Regions from separate parts of the Mus musculus genome. Here region 2 is linked to region 1. The links are chromatin loops, found by intact Hi-C in ENCODE. Cell type or tissue: left cerebral cortex. All regions are shown on one strand. Links, peaks and the distances in the headings refer to the core of each region. The heading gives the core; the rest is flanking DNA. Region 1 overlaps Isl1 (ISL1 transcription factor, LIM/homeodomain). Region 2 has its middle 580 kb from the start of Isl1.

Region 1 (8,130 bases), core at 1,710-6,709:
CTCCTTTTGAAAAAGAAAAAAAGCTACGTGATACCCCAGGGGAATCAGAAAAGTTATACCTCAATGATCAATTTTATTTGTAGTTTATACGTGCAAAGTACTAAGGTATTCAGTGTTTCTAAGACAACTCATTGTCTAAGACACACATTGTCTTTCTGGCTGGTAGTCAAAGGGATTAAGACAGATCGGAAGGGAGGTCAACAAATAGAGTTTAACAAGCTGATGGGGTGAGTGGCAAGAGAGTACCACCAAGTTGGCCCTTGGATATTGAACTCCAGATAAGTTGTCCATGGGCAGCACACACACACACACACACACACACACACACACACACACACACACCTATGCCTAATGATAAATAATCAAAAGTGTTATTGCAATGGATTCTAACTTAAAAGGAAACGTTTTAATAGTAAGAAAAATGGTTCTCTTTCGATGAAAGAGGAACAGTAAATTGGATAGGTTAGTATTCTGAAGAAACTATAGCTTAATAATCTTATCTTTGAGAATGTAGGGGCTGATAGGAATCCCCTGATTTAGATGAGCACCCTAGATGTTTTCAATTGCATGAAATAATGGCTTTCAGAAGCTAGAGGAAATGAGTCAGGGTATCCAGAATGAAGGACTAGGAATGAGAAACAGGAGAGTGGGGGGCAAAGACAATAGCAAATAAGGGGTTTGTTTAGAAGAAGGGTGCTCAAAACTGAGTCTCCAGAGGTGTGCAGAGGAAAGGAAAGAGGGAACCAGGATAATCTGCAAACAGGAAGGCATGTCAGCTACTCATTTTAGCACACCCTCTAAGGAGACTAGAAGGGGAATCTTTCTCATTAATTATACAGGGACTCCACCCATCAATCCATCCACAGACCCCAGGCAACAAACACATTGGATCTAGCAAGTGAAGTCAAAATTACTCACCACTGTCTGCTATATTACTTATATTTCAAGCTATGGACTGGACTTCGGAACACACTGATAGCTATAGATGTGAGATATCACAACTACACACACACACTTTTAATCTCAGAAATCAGTGCATAGATGGAAGATAAACAAAGATGTGCATCTTGCACCAGTCCCTCCATTGCCTGAAAAGTCTAAAGTTGCGTTGCTGTTTCTGTCCTAATGCATGTCAGTCCAGCACAGGCTATTAGTGGGAAAGGGACTTCAGAGGCCTTTACACCTCCTTAGTCTTGCATAGTCTAGTATCTTTGTAAGCTCAACCCCAAATTCACACTGTACCTGCCAACCCTGGGCATGCTCTTCTTTGGTGGTTTTTCTACATGGTGAGAAAAGGGAAAGACAAACGGCAGATGAATTTATATAGCAGCCAAGAAACTAAGAAAATCACCTCTAGTGGTGAGAAATTAGAGACAGAGACAGTTAAAAAGGGGGGGGGGTGGAAAGAGAAGAAAAGAAGATGGTGGGGAGAGCCTTTCGTGGAAGAAGATCCGTAGGAGATAAGACAGAACTCTTGTTTTTTTTTCCCAGCAAACAACTACAAGCCATTATTACCACCCGCCAAATTATTACCCCTCTGTCAAGAATTAGACACAACAATCAAAGTAATCAAGGGCATGTCTAATGCACTGTAACGTTTCCAATGCAAAGTTTGTTTTCTTTCTGCCCTCGTGGTAGAGCCTGTAATTAACCCGTTATGTAGAACGATGCCAAACAAAAGCCTAATTGAGGCTCACTTCAAGATTTGCGCAGGTTTGGAGAGGGTGCAAGCAGACTTAAGAGCTGCCGGCCTCGGGCGTCACGGGGTCTCCAGCCCAGCCTCCGGCCTCCGCCCTGTTCTGAGTCAGGGGCTACAGAGTGTAACGTGCCACATCACACACGGTTAGGGTACTTAGCTTTCGTAGTTATTAAGTTGTCATATAGTGAAAATGGCATTATACTCGCACAGACAAGCGAGAAAGAACCTGGCATGGGGAGTGGGGGTCAGAGGGGGCAAACAAGAGCCCAATTTGAGCCAGGACTTTGTGTCCATCCCTAGGTTCTGTCGCTTGCAGGTGAGCCTTTGCTAAACGCGGTGTGGGTGGCAGTGTCTGATCCAGAGCGCACGTCCGCTCTCACCACCCCAGCCAGTGGGGCGCCTGCAACGCACAGAGCGGGGACGCTCACTCCAAAACAAGGCGGTTCCAAATAAAATGCTTTCCGCGCCTCCCTTTGCAAGCCAGCTACCTTTCTCTCAAGGGGTTGAAATTAGAGATGGGAGGGAGGAGCGGTGGGGGGTGGGGAAGTGGACGAGGTAAGAAAATGCAGACACCTACAGTTCTGAGAACTGCTGAGAGAAGCGTTTCCTCTCCCAGCCTTTCCTACCTTCTGAGCAAAGAAAGCGGAGTTTCTCAATCAGCCACCGCTAGTCTACCATGGCCACCCTTCACTGGCTAGGCTAAGTTTCTTCATCAAGAGTTTATGTTTGACTTGTGGGTGATTTTAACGATCTTAAGCTATGACTTTGGTATAAAGCACTTGGCGTTAAGAAAATTTAGCGATTCCAATCAAAACCCATACTTAGAGACCTTCTTCCTTTTGGGATAGATGCAGGGTGGGGGTGGAGGGAAAAGACAGGGGGAGGGAAAGGACAGTGACAGAAGAGAAAACAGCATCTCCTTTTCAAAAAACCCGTAACATTATCACAGCCAAGAGCGAAAAGACTTCTATTGAAATCGAAACTTGCAAACTCGACCTGAACTACTTGCAACACAATATCCCACCTAGTCTACTGTATGTCATTTTAGCCCAATTCGCAAGCAAATCCTTCATTTCAAACATGCCAAAGGTTTGCTAATAAACATATAAAAGAGGGACCCTGAATCATTGCGTTTATTTAATTATCTATGCCAAACGTTTATTAGTGAAATAGTCCTGAAGATATAATTCTACATATGGCGCTTTGATTTCACATAATATTTAAAGAAAAAAAAAAGACAAAACACATAAACTTAGACATATAATTCAAAGACCACGGTACAACCTTTATCTTCTTTTTACTTCAGCAAACAAAAAAAAAGTCAAATGACATGAAAAGTGGCAAGTCTCCTGACAATAAATAATAAATTACTTTTATAATTTTTGCAATGCAAGAGCAAACAAAAAAAGTTTCCTTTTTCCTCTTTATTTCCAGAAAGAGCGAAAACAGTCATTTTAACCAATAACTATACACATCTTTGGGGGAAAAGTTCTTGGACAGACAGGAGTCAAACACAATCCCGAGACGCTTGTGGCAAAATAGAGGTAACCTTGTTGCAATGCTTTATAAGTTGGTTTTTAAATACAAATTTAAAAACCTTTAAAGTCGCTTCAGACTTCTTGATAGAGGATGGATCTCAAAAAAATTGTAAAGAGAAATAAAGAAAAGGAAAGAAAAGGATGGGAGGAGAGGCAAACGTAAAAGAGAAACCAGCTACAGGGCATGCTTAAGAGACCCAGAATTTCACGTAACCCCTTGTCAAAGTCAACTAAAAACATTGCAAACCAACGCAGCTCCGCCTTCCTGAAAGGACACTTTCAAGTCACTGAGGCTGGTTTCTTCCGCTCTGTGCCGGAGCTCCTGTTTGGCAAGGCAGTGACCAATATAGAAACAGCACCATTCAGAATAGGATGGACTAGGAAATTCTCTGTTTCTGCTCTTCCTCTAGATGTGCAGTGAAATGAAAACGCGCATTTTTTGAGATCCTTGAATATAAATCCTCTACGTTTTAAAAACGGTCTCTCTCTCTTTTTTTTTTCTTTTTCTTTTTTAAGTACTCCTAAGGTCATTGAATAGCATATGTTGGGCTTAGGGTTTTGTTTGTTTGTTTGTTTTTATTCTAGTAAAATCCCATGATTGTCTTCACAGTGTTGCTACCATATCACTTTGTCATTAGAACAGACTTCATGCGCTTCCTGGAGCGTTCATTTCTTGATTCAGTTTCCATTGACTGGGTCGTTAAATACTTTTTATTTCGGAGTTCAACGTCATTTCCCACTTTCTCCAACAGGGGAAAAAAACAAAACAAAACAAAACAAAACATCTGAATGAATGTTCCTCATGCCTCAATAGGACTGGCTACCATGCTGTTGGGTGTATCTGGGAGCTGCGAGGACATCGATGCTACTTCACTGCCAGTAGAATTAGAGCCTGGTCCTCCTTCTGAAAAATTGACCTGTATGGAAGGTTGAGAAGTCAGCAAAAGGGGCTTCAGTAGTGTCCCGAGCTATACAAAAGTATTACATTGAGTCTACGCCTATAAGTTCCTGTAAGTAGAACTGGTATACCAACAAAGATACCTATGCCTGTCATAGAATTTAAACAGGCTTTAAAGGAAGCCCAGGAGAAGCACTTGCAAAGAAATGCTCTCCATTTCTCCATCTTCCTAAAGAGCTCTCTTTTAACCCAAGCTGAATTCCCAACATTGTGTCCTATTAAATTATTTAAGAGCAAATGTGTTTCCCACTGTAAAGTGGCATCATAACTCTCCCTCTAAGGCTTGAAATAAAATTATCCAGCTGCCTACTAGCCCGGGGAGTAGGAAAGTTCTCTAGGCCAGAAATTCAAGGCAGGCTCCTGAGGAACAATGCTTAACTCTTTAGTGGATTCACAGTGTGCTCTCATTGCCTGACCCCTCCTCCCCTTTCCACAAGGAGACCTACACATTCATCATCTCATTATAAATTCAGTGTGACGTAAACTGTCACCCCCACCCATAACCATACCCTCCTACCCCTTCCTCGGGTTCCACTTCACCGTTCTCACCTGACACTCAAGTTTCAGGAGGAACCAAGCCCCCTCTCACCTCCTTTTCTATTATTCAAAGTTTACCTACAGAATGCTTCCTAGGGACAATTTGTTTTATTTAAGGAAAAACTTTCTCTTTGGCTCCAGAATCCCTTATCTACTATCTATTAAACCTTCTCCTTGCGAGGTCAGGGGACTTCTCAAATTTGCCTGCTCACTAGATTGGCCCATTTACACATACACATACACACACACACACACACACACACACACACACACACACACACACACACACACACGGGGGTGGGGAGGAGAGAGAGAGAAAGAGAGAGAGAGAGAGAGAGAGAGAGAGCATGGTACCAAGCCCTTTTAAGCACTTGCCTCTGGCCAATCACCCTTATAACTGTTGACAAGAGAAAGCAAATATGCTTAGGGCACAGGATAGAATGGGGGGAAACCTATTCTCAATTGATGCATTAACTGTGCTTCTAAAGAAAGGGGTGTTTTTTAGGACTCAGCTTCGTGTTTAATAAAACAGTATCTATGGGGCTGATCATCCTTTAAGGAAGAAGAAAAAAAACCTTAAGCATATGCACCACACCGATCTATCTTTAAATTTTTCTTTATCTTAACCTTTTATAGGTAAAATGAATTAATTCTCTGCTATGGATGAATGTGTTAGACCCTTTAGTGCTAAGACAGGTTTTCACAAGTTAAATATGCATTGCCTCTGACAATGCTCATGTTCCTTTTGGCATACATGCCACACTGAATGTAATTGTGTCATATCTGAACTCATTTGTTTAAAAATATTTTTAAAATCCTCTGCTTTAGATCAATCTGTGCTTTGAAAGAAACATAACAATAATAAATATCAACCAAACTATTTAAATAACTATCCTCGTGGTTGACATAGAAGAGAATTGTGTTCAGACAGCTCCCTGCTGCTTATGCACAACTGCATTCTAACTGGGTATCACACTGGGCGTGCATCCCAGTCATTTTTACTTGAATCAGTCACAAGACACAGGTAAAGCAAAGAACTTACTGATTGCTGATCCAAATGCCACGGTGGTCTCTGAAGTCCTTGTAATTTAGAACAGCCTAAAATATGTGACATTGCCACTGTCTGTACCTCTGTACACAGAACTACTTAGGCACTGAGAAGCTCAACCCATAAGATATGCCTCCTTTGTAGGAAGATCACACTACACACTTAGGCTACATAGTTAAATTGTGGCATCTCAGTTTTAAACAAAGATTCACAAGAGATCTCCTTTCCTTCCATCTGCCTCCCTCCTCTTCACCACCACATCCTGCTTTCTCTCTAATCCCGGTACCCTCCCTCACCCCAGGGGACCTTTCAATGCCTAACAGTTAAAACGAGTCTCCTTTTTTTGTTAGGGATCCAGTCTTTTCCCATTTGGGAGCCAGACACTTACCAGTTGCTGAAAAGCAGGCTGATCTATGTCGCTTTGCAAGGCGAAGTCACTCAGTACTTTCCAGGGCGGCTGGTAACTTTGCACCTCTACTGGGTTAGCCTGTAAACCACCATCATGTCTCTCCGGACTAGCAGCCACCATGGGAGTTCCTGTCATCCCCTGGATATTCTGTGAATAACGCCCCCCCCCATCCCAACATGTTAATGAGCAAACTCCCTCCCTTCCTGGTCTGCATGTGCTAAGTAAATATACCCAAGTATTTATCTTATCTACACAGTGGCCCTGTATTGACTCAGTTAATCTGCTGTACCTATGGATATGAGTTTGAGTTCAGTTTTGTTTTTCTACTTCTGTGCAGTGGATTATGAGACTGGCTGAGATCTTATTAAAACAATTCTGCTGCATCTATCACCTTTTGCTTCACCTTCACAGCTTATGCCCTACCCCAACCCCTCCCACCTGCGTTAAGAGGCCACAGTCTCCCAGAACTAGAAAACTGAGGTCCAGCCAGGGTCTGTCTCCCTTCAGCCTTCTGATACTGGTTTTCTAGGCAGTTTGAGTTAGCTGAACCCATCCCCCTGCCCCTAAGCACTCTTCCTTCCAGAATCATACTTACCCCACCCTAGCCCCAAGGTTTCTGGGTCTGGCTACTTCTGTGCTATTATGCTCTAACTTAGAAAGTACCCTTACCCAGTCTCGGTCTGCCTGCCAAGTTTAATGACAATGGATTTTTTTTAAAAAATGGCATTTAAAAATAGGGCTGAAGTAGTTTAAAAAAAAAAAACAAAAAACCTTTACCTTAACTTAAGCAAGAGGTGGGGGAGGGGGGTGGAAGGGGAGTGTGTTGTTGCCTAACATAATGATACCAAAGGCTGGAAGGAAGCTTGGAAGAGGGGAGTGTCTGCATGGGCACCTTGAAGGGATCTCCCAAATGCAAAAACAGTGGCAAGTCTTGCCAAGAGTTGGGGTGAGACCAGAATGCTGGATAGATGGAAAGTATATTGAATCATGTTCTAGATCAGCACTCAAGATGTTGCCCTTCACAACGGGAGCAACTCTAATGGTGCCAATGCTTGCAGAACCTGAGTTCAAGACCTCGCACCATCTGCCCTGGGAGGGAGGGAGCCACTAGGTCCTTTAGGTTCCAGGGTGCCCATGGTGATGAAGACCATGACCCCTTTTGGAATCAGCAATGGATGGGGGAGGATGGGCACCACTCAGACGTCTGCAGTTTCTAACCAGCCAAATCTCGGCCTTCTTGTAGAGAGTAGACACTATACACCTGGGTTTAGGTGAAGTGAGAGGTCCACCTTGGTTTGGGCTCCTGCTGGTGCTCCACAGAGTACCAATCCATCAGATCACAGGGATGCCCCGCTAGCCCGGTCTTCCAAGGTCTCCTAGCATCCCTTCCTTGCTTAGCTTCGGGGCTACTCACAGTTTTGTCGTTGGGTTGCTGCTGCTGGAGCTGCTTCATCATGATGCTGCGTTTCTTGTCCTTGCACCGCTTGTTTTGAAACCACACTCGGATGACTCTGGGACTGAGGCCCGTCATCTCCACTAGTTGCTCCTTCATGAGCGCATCTGGCCGAGGGTTGGCGGCATAGCAGGTCCGCAAGGTGTGCAGCTGCTTCTCGTTGAGCACAGTCCGCACTCGGGTGGTCTTCTCCGGCTGCTTGTGGACGTGCGGCCGCAGAGCTGGCTGCCTAGCCGAGATGGGTTCGGCTACGGGGCAAAGGGACTCGGTGAGCATGCAAGGCCACTCCCGCCACCATCAGCCCACTCCATTCCCTATCTAGCCCTGGCTCAGCACACCTCGCAGAAACAGCAGAGGGTAGGGATGAGGAGGAAGAAGATCTCTCGCTCCTTAGTCAATAGAAGACAATGCAGAGAGTAATGGGGGAGATAAGAGATGCAACCCCTGTTCCTACTCCCCATTCACTACACAATTAGCCGAAAGAAGTC
Region 2 (8,130 bases), core at 988-5,987, 570 kb before region 1:
ATCCATTCGTGCACAAATCAAATTACATAAGAAGTTAAGACTTACAAGATTGCTGCCCACAATTAAACATAAGGCTGACAGGTTTGCTAAATACAGCATTTTATGTTTGTGCTATGATAAAATTAAGGCTATTTTTAAAAATATCTGAAAATGTTAGGAAAGATTAAGTAAAAAAGGTAAGACATGAATCTCTCAAATATCAATGTTATACTGCAATGTGAGATCTTTGTGGACTCACTAAGAACTATGAGTCATGGGTTGCATGGGTACAAATCATTAGCTACTAATATTTTGGAAAATATATACTTGAACAAAAAGGTACAACATTGTGTGGAAATGATGGGGTGGGGAATGAAGATGGCTTAGCCTACTATTTTTAGCCTTATTATTTTTACTAATCATCGTAGAAAAATGCAAATGAATTCTATATGTGTTAACTTTTAAAAAGTATTGATTTTAACTGAACTAAATCTATTTTAACATAACATAAGCTATTATATGTGAAAAGGTGTTTGGGTAAGAATAATAAATTTAAATAATACTGTACTTAATTTCTGCAGATGCTTTGCCTGAAATTTCAGGGAAAACTAAGAATGGTCTTGTTTGGATCTAATGTTGTCTACTGTATGGATCTAGTAATGTAAATACCGAGAGGGTGTGAATGGCCTGTTTGTTTGTGTGACTGTCCTTCCATCTACCTCTTCAGCCAATTATATAGATTTTGCTTAATGAGCATTAAGACAGCTCCTTCATTCCACATTCCATATTTAAATTACCTGCTGTATTTTAAAAATGGTACTTCCCTGTACTCTGATTTTAACTCTAATACCAGGAAACATATCTGAAAAGGTATTAATAGCCTGAAAACTATGTCTTTTGTATTTTTTGAAATTATATACTTAAAACTTTACTCTGATTCCTTTCCTCGTTCTGAACACATCCATAGAACCTCGCCAACTCCTTCAAATTTATGGCCTTGTCTTTCACTAAAGGTTATTGCATACATATATAAATTAGTGTGTGTGTGTATGTATATATATATATATATATATATATATATATATATATGTATATATGTGTGTGTGTGTTGTATACATATACATATTGTATATAATACATATATATTGATACACATATGCATATATATGTGTGTGTTGTATACATATACATATTGTATATAATACATATATATTGATACACATATACATATAATTGTGTGTATATGCATATAAGCATATACATGTATATGTATAATCTTACATATAACCTGTTCCATCCACATATGTTATTGGTATCCATGATTTCAGGCCTGGTCATTTGATACCAGACAACCAATTAATGTGCTTTTTCCCTGGGAAAGACCACAGGATATAAGTTGTCTGACAGAAGACAGGGAAAGGTATAGTGCTTTTTAGAAAATGTGAGATAAATGCAGAAAAAAGGGGGAAATGGGCAAAATAAAAATAAGGGTCCTTTAAAATAACAATAAAGGCCACAAGGAATTATACTATTAACTATCCAAAACAAAACAAAGCAAAATGAAAAGCTAGGTATGTTTTAATGATTTTTACCTGTGCTAGTTCCTGCATTTGATTTCAAATGTAACAAGTTACTTGATACTGTTACAAACACATACTCAAATAAATTTTTATTAATTTCTGATCAGTTGTTCTAAAAGAATAAAAGTAAGATATATATCCAGAAAAATGAGCCACATTAGTCAAATTTGATGCTTTTTCACATGCGATATAAAATTAAATGACCCATATTTCTGAACTTTATTTAGAAGAAACCTAATGTTTTAAAATAAACAAAAAACAAATTGATCCAAAGTATTTTGGATTGCTAAATTGAAATGAGTATTTCCTTTGGGAGTAATGTGTACCTTTTTCTTTCTATCTTTTTATACACACATACATAACCTTTAAATTGTGTGTGTGTGTGTGTAGGCGTGCACGCATGTGCACGCATAGAAATATATGCATGTATAAATAGTATATATATATATACTTTATAGGCATCTATATAAATACCACACACAAATACTTGCAGTATCTAACTCCTTTATAAAACAGGAGAAATTATTTTTCTAGAAGCCCACATGTGTGCAGTTTCTTATTCATTTCTTTATTAAATTGTAGTTATGTGTAAGATATTCAAAAATTAAAAAGAATTATACATGAGAGAAATCAAACATCAACCAAATGATGTGAATTCAATTTCAGTTAGTGTTCATAGAATAATGTTAAGAAAACAGCTCAAATGTGTTTATAAAATCCTGTTTAATAAAGATAGAAATCTATAAATTTGCCTAAAAACAGAAGAAAATGAGAATCAAGTCTCAGACTCATTGTTTCCATCTTTAAATGCCTTTTCTGTTTTTATGCTAAAGACACTAATAAAAACTATGATAATTGAAAATTTTGTACATTCCCTGATCATAATTTGCTAATAATTTCCTTCCTAATGATAATAATTTTGATCTATTCAAACACCAGTTTTATTGAAAAATCTTTTTTTTTAAAGAAAAAAAATCTGAATTATAAATAATTGAGCCCTATTATTGTCTGTGTGTGGGCCAGGGAGTAGGAGAAAGTGGAGTAGTTAGCCTTAATTATCTGGATAATTTATTTCTGTCAACCCAGCCTTGGTGCCCTTTCCCTTCGAAATTGAAAAGTTATATTAGAAATTACAGTTCGTCTTAAAGGAACTATAACATTAGAGATGACACTTCGGCACATTTGTGGATAAGTTACTTTCGCTATGTCACCTTTCCTGGTGATAGTTGTGCAGTTTTCCTATCTTAGGACGGAGACTGAGAGCAGATGACAGGAGGGTCAGGGGACTCTTCTTTCCCTCAGAGGCTCCGGCCATTGCCGTCTGCAATCAGATTGTTAGCATGTCAGCTCAGTCTATCAGAGTCCCTTGAGTGCTGTTCTGCCTGCTAAGAGAAAATACCTTGTGTGTTGGCTGTGGGTGTCTCTTAACAACACTCTGTCACTCAGCCATGCAGCCTAAATGGGGCATGGAGCAGAACCTTCACACCAGTGTGCAATAACTGAGCTTCCCAGCTCGTGTGTCCTGACCTCATAAGAAGACGCAGTCAAGGACCAGGGTGAAGAGCCAGGCTAGGCTTGATGACTGCTGACCTTCACTTGACTGTTAAGAATGGCAGCTTCTTTTACACCAGTCACTCAGAAACAAATGTAATAAAACAGTTTTTACTCAGAAAACCAATAAGGCGTTTCTTCTATGTAGTGTGAAATGCAGCCACTAGATGACACCAAGAGATAGTTTCTATATGTCTTCTTTCTTATATGTTTCTATATATCTGATCTCAGTTATCTGTTCAAAAGGTAATATTCTAGCTAAGATTTCTGGTAAGGTCACAGATGTAGGCCAAGTGAGAGTTTGAATTATTTTTTAAATGGCCTTTTCTTTTGGATATTATCACTTACCTCCTAACCAGTAAGAGGAGCAAAATGAATCAGAAATAAAAAACAAAACACAAAACTAAACATGAGGTCATTCGGATCCTCAACCTTAGCCTTCTCCCTTTGGCTTCCCAGCGTACCTCAAGGGAGTAACACTGTGATTCAGGGAGGTCCTGCAGTACCATTATTATCAAACCCTCTAATGGGCTTGAAATAAAGTCTCCATTTTCTCTCTAGAATTCAGTTTTGTAAGCAAATCTTAGAAGTATCTTAGAATAATATTGCTATGTGACTGGCCTGTTTTGATGCCCATGTCTGCATAAAACAAGAAGTTGTAACAATATCAATGAACTCTTGAAAGACTGCCTATATTTCCTTCAAAAGACAACTGATATTTCATCTCAGACTTATATTGTGAGTGACCCATAGTAAATTAAAGTAAGTTGCCTTTGGCACTATAGAATTTTTAAAAAAAAAAATGGTTTCTCTATATGATATGATACTCAATAGCAAGATTCTTATGTAGTTAAAAACTGAATATTTCACATATCACTACCTGACTACTATGTCTTCAGGGGTCTGCAACCTTAAAGATACATAAAGAGGATGTAAACACTAAATTAATAGTTATCAAAAGTGTTTTAGAGTGCTTCATGATCAAACTCCTAAGTAGAACTTTGAAAAGAATTGATAGCAATTTAATTTGGCCTACCATTTCCAAAAGGGAATAGTTTTTTTTTTTTTATTTGTCTACTATTAGAAAAAAAATTGCAATACATGCTCTTGATTACAAAAAACATCTGGTGAATATAAGTTTTTTCAATTCACTTTTAGAAAGCAAATTGAAAAAAAACCATAGTATGTTTGTAGACTGAAGAATAATTAATTAAAGTATGCTGATCAATTAAATATATAATAAAAAAATTTAAAAATCATTTTGGAATAAGTACTTTTAAAATCTAACACACTATATTTTGGCAATTTGATAAATTCATTTTATTTTCATTATAAATGTAGAAATTTACCTGGTTCTCCCAAGTTTCATGGAATAGTCTCAAATCATGGTGATATTTTTATTTGAATAGCGAATATATTTTGAAGTCAAAATACAAAACTGTATTTTATATTGAGTGTTTGTTGAACATTGCTTGTTTGCATAAAATGCTGATCCTTACCCAGATTTGCCTGTTTGTATTGTTTTCCTAACTGAAAAAGCACAGAAAAAGCCTGCTAAGAAACTTAATTTGTTTACAGTCGGAAATATGTCAACATTGTCTGCATAATTTTAATAAGTAGCTCTTTGAAATTCAAAAAAGTACAGAAAATTATTCACTCAAATATATTTTGTTTTCAGAATAAATTTACAATTCCAGGGAATTTGACATTGAGTCACTTTGAACCACATGGCTGAGAGTACACAGGTCTCATAATTTTATAACAACCACTTTCTCTCCCTAAAGTTTTGATGATTTATTTCCTGCCCGATTTAGCTAAGTATTAATTTTCTACTTCTGAGGAAAATATAGATTGCTAGTTCATAAAGTAAACACATACATACATACATACATACATACATACATATATGCATGCATGCATCAATGCACACATACAAAGACATGAGCAGAAATACCTCCTTGTGATTCCTATGAGATATAGCATAGTGGTCAGTACAAATTTATAAAGCCATGACTTGTTAATTTTATTAATGTCATGACAGTTTAATATTTCTTTTCTGTTGGAAGCATGGACATTAGGGTGGGTTATTATCTAAATTATCCTAACAGTATTTAGATAGAGACATTATGGTAATCTGAAATTAAAAAAAAATAATGACCTGGAGTTTCACAATGCATGGCAGAAATGATTATATTAAATACAAAACATTCAGCTAAAAGGAATATTTTCTGATTTGTTTTCAGCTTCTACATTACTCATTACTATATCCTTACCTTTTATTAATATAAGCAGAGAGATAGTTTTTCATTTGTCGAAACCCTTATAATAAGCATCTGAATTTGGGGGGTGGTGGTTATCTCACAAAAACAGCTGAAAATAATTTGGCTGCCTAATTTGTTTGTCTTCCTTTTCATTTTTTTCTTTTTGATAGAGATATTTTCTTTATTTTTCCCTCCATTTACAGGTGCAGAATTAAAGAACATGTTCGCTCACTATATTATTGATGCACTTAAGTGGAGTGTTCCGAAGCATGTAATTACCGTGTAGGCTTATGGCCCTGAAGTAGCCGGGGATGGTGGTGCTGCATATCCATGATTTGAAGGACATACAGTGATGATTATAGAGGCAGCGCTCTCCATCCATTCCAGCCCTTTTGTGTTTAGCTGGTTGTCATGGCAAATAATTGGATAGAATTTAAGCCACTTTCTTCCAAGTGGGAAATTCATAATTTTACCCTTCACCTAATTTTGTAGATACTTTTAAAGAATCTTAAAGTTTCTAGAGGAATGACGTAGAGCCGTGTGGGAAAATTTTTCGCATTCAGCGGGCATCTAAGAAAACACACTTCTGTTTTGGGGGATACAAAAGAAAAGAAAAAAAAGAATCGATCTCCATTTGCACCAGTTTCCTTTCCGTCTCTATAACTAAGCCACAAAATACAAAATTAAGCTTTTTTTTTTTTTTTTAAATCAAGGCTACTTTGTTTTACTCCAGCAGCAGCTGAGGGAAAGGAAACAGGGAGGACAACATAAAACTTGATAAAATGCCAGTGAAAAATATTACCCTCCTTACAGCCTCATCTTCAGAAGGTAAAAAACCTTTTCCAAAGAGAAGGTGAAATATTACATATGCAGGATTAGGCTCATATCCTCGGGGGAAATTCTGTTAGAGGAAGGGGTGGGGTTAACTGACATGTAAAAATGTTTAAGTCTACTAATAATGATAGAGTTCTCAGTTTCTAGTTTAATGGTATAACCTTGAAGGATACATTGTTAAAATATGTCTTTTAATTATGAAACAATTGTATAAAACCTTAGGAAAAATAAATAGCCTTGGTATATTGGGACACCAATCGATGTTTTTCCTGTCCGAAAGCTACTGACCATGGACATAAGCTCTGTAACATGCACATCTATTTGAATTCATCACATCCTTATAGAATTAGAGTGTCACAAACAATTAGAAAAAAAAACACAGCAGCAACAACAAAACACACGTATGTCTTCCAGAGGAAATTATTTAGAGAGGATACATAGATATTGATGAAGATGTTTAATAAAATTGATCACTTTATATAAGTGATTATTCGTGTATTACCAAGTGCACAATCTCAGTAATATCATTCTTGTGACAAAATTGTCCTGGGTCACTGGTCCTCTCAGTTTAACAGCCATGTTCTAGGAGTTCTTGTGTTTAGCAGGACATAAATAGCAAGTCATACTCAGTGTAGATATTAGTCCAAAGTGCCCAAGGCTGTATATCTTCCCTCAAAGATCTGAATTATTGTGTCCGTTCCTTATGGACTGTTACCTCTTGATCTATGAAAGGGAAGTTTTTTATCTCATAAGAAAAATATGTAAGTGAAATGATAGAACAGCATGAATTTAGAAAGAAATGAAGCACTTGGAAGGATGCTAGGACAGTGCCAGTAAGCTTTGAGACATTTACTGCTGATAGTAATAGGTTGGAATTAAAGTTTTGACTTATCCCATGAGTCACAGCCCAAAGTAGATTCTAAAGAAAATCCACTTGTTTTTTAGAATAGTGATATAGTATAGCGTAATGTAGTGCCTGAAAAATTGTTCACAAAAAATAGACTAATACGATTCACGGTAAAATTAAAACCAGATCTCCGGGGTCATTTGATATCCTAAAAATAACCAGTTATTGTCACATAGGAAGATTTCTCAATTATTCAAAGGCATGTTTACCTGACAAACCTGAATGAGAAGAGACCGTAGTGTACAAGGTAGAACATGATGTAATAAAGACAAAATTCAGGAAGCTAGAAAATATTCCTGGTTACTTGTTATTCAGCTCTGAGAATGTAAATGTGTTTACCATTTCCCCATCATAAATTTCAGTACCCACCTACTTTAAACAAATTACAGCCAATAACAGAAATATCACACCATAGGTATGTTCTTTGAGTTTTAGTAAAATAAAAGTAAAATAGAACCAAATATCACAGTGTTAGAATTCAGTATCACAAGACCTATGAACGCCTCACAAGGAAATTCATGGAAACATACACAAGAAGTTCACAAAATAGATTTCTACCAAAAGGTTAGAAGACAACACTCTGATGTTTTCTTTGTAAAATTTGATCAATGATTAGGTGAGCTAAACATTGGCCATTAACATCTTGATGCATTTATTAGGTAGCAAGTATTCTAAATTTCTGAGATTATTCAAAGGCAAATGCAGAGAAATCCAGGAACATAAGAGCAAACATTGTAATACTCGGTGTTACTAAACAGCAGAGAAGCCAGGTGCATAGTGCACTTAATATGGAAATAAACACCAATTGCTTACTATACGCTATAGAGCTTTGCCATCTTTTGTTATGCTTCATAATTTTACCTCTCTCTCTTTCTCCTTCCCCCTTCTCTCTGTCTCTCTTTCTCTCATTGGATATTTTCTTTATTTACATTTCAAATGGTCCCCCTTTTCAGGCCTCCCCTTCGGAAACCCTCTATTCCACACCTGCTCCCCTTGCCTCTATAAGGGTGCTCCCCAC

Evidence for each region. Hi-C counts contacts between places; a loop is a spot of excess contacts. Peaks named below come from ENCODE experiments on the same cell type or tissue, not always from the same donor. Only the 100,000 strongest peaks of a DNase experiment are listed, where the experiment ranks them.
Region 2: it touches region 1 in a loop (3-fold over the local background); 2 of 42 quality-filtered maps call a loop at or near these places.

What each region holds. Positions count from the first base shown.
Region 1 is chr13:116,295,443-116,303,572 of GRCm38, forward strand. It overlaps Isl1 (ISL1 transcription factor, LIM/homeodomain), which reads right to left. Exons shown (of 6, transcript NM_021459.4): 4 at 7,604-7,890; 5 at 6,169-6,336; 6 at 2,828-4,154. The coding sequence ends at 4,038. Among named protein-coding and RNA genes, the nearest start is that of Isl1, 10 kb to the right of the region's middle. RefSeq lists an enhancer at 1-712. In left cerebral cortex, for the core only: no CTCF peak of the experiment used is centred there; a DNase peak (open chromatin) is centred at 4,103.
Region 2 is chr13:115,722,491-115,730,620 of GRCm38, forward strand. No RefSeq gene overlaps it. Among named protein-coding and RNA genes, the nearest start is that of Isl1, 580 kb to the right of the region's middle. In left cerebral cortex, for the core only: a CTCF peak has its summit at 3,273 (motif pointing right); a DNase peak (open chromatin) is centred at 3,147.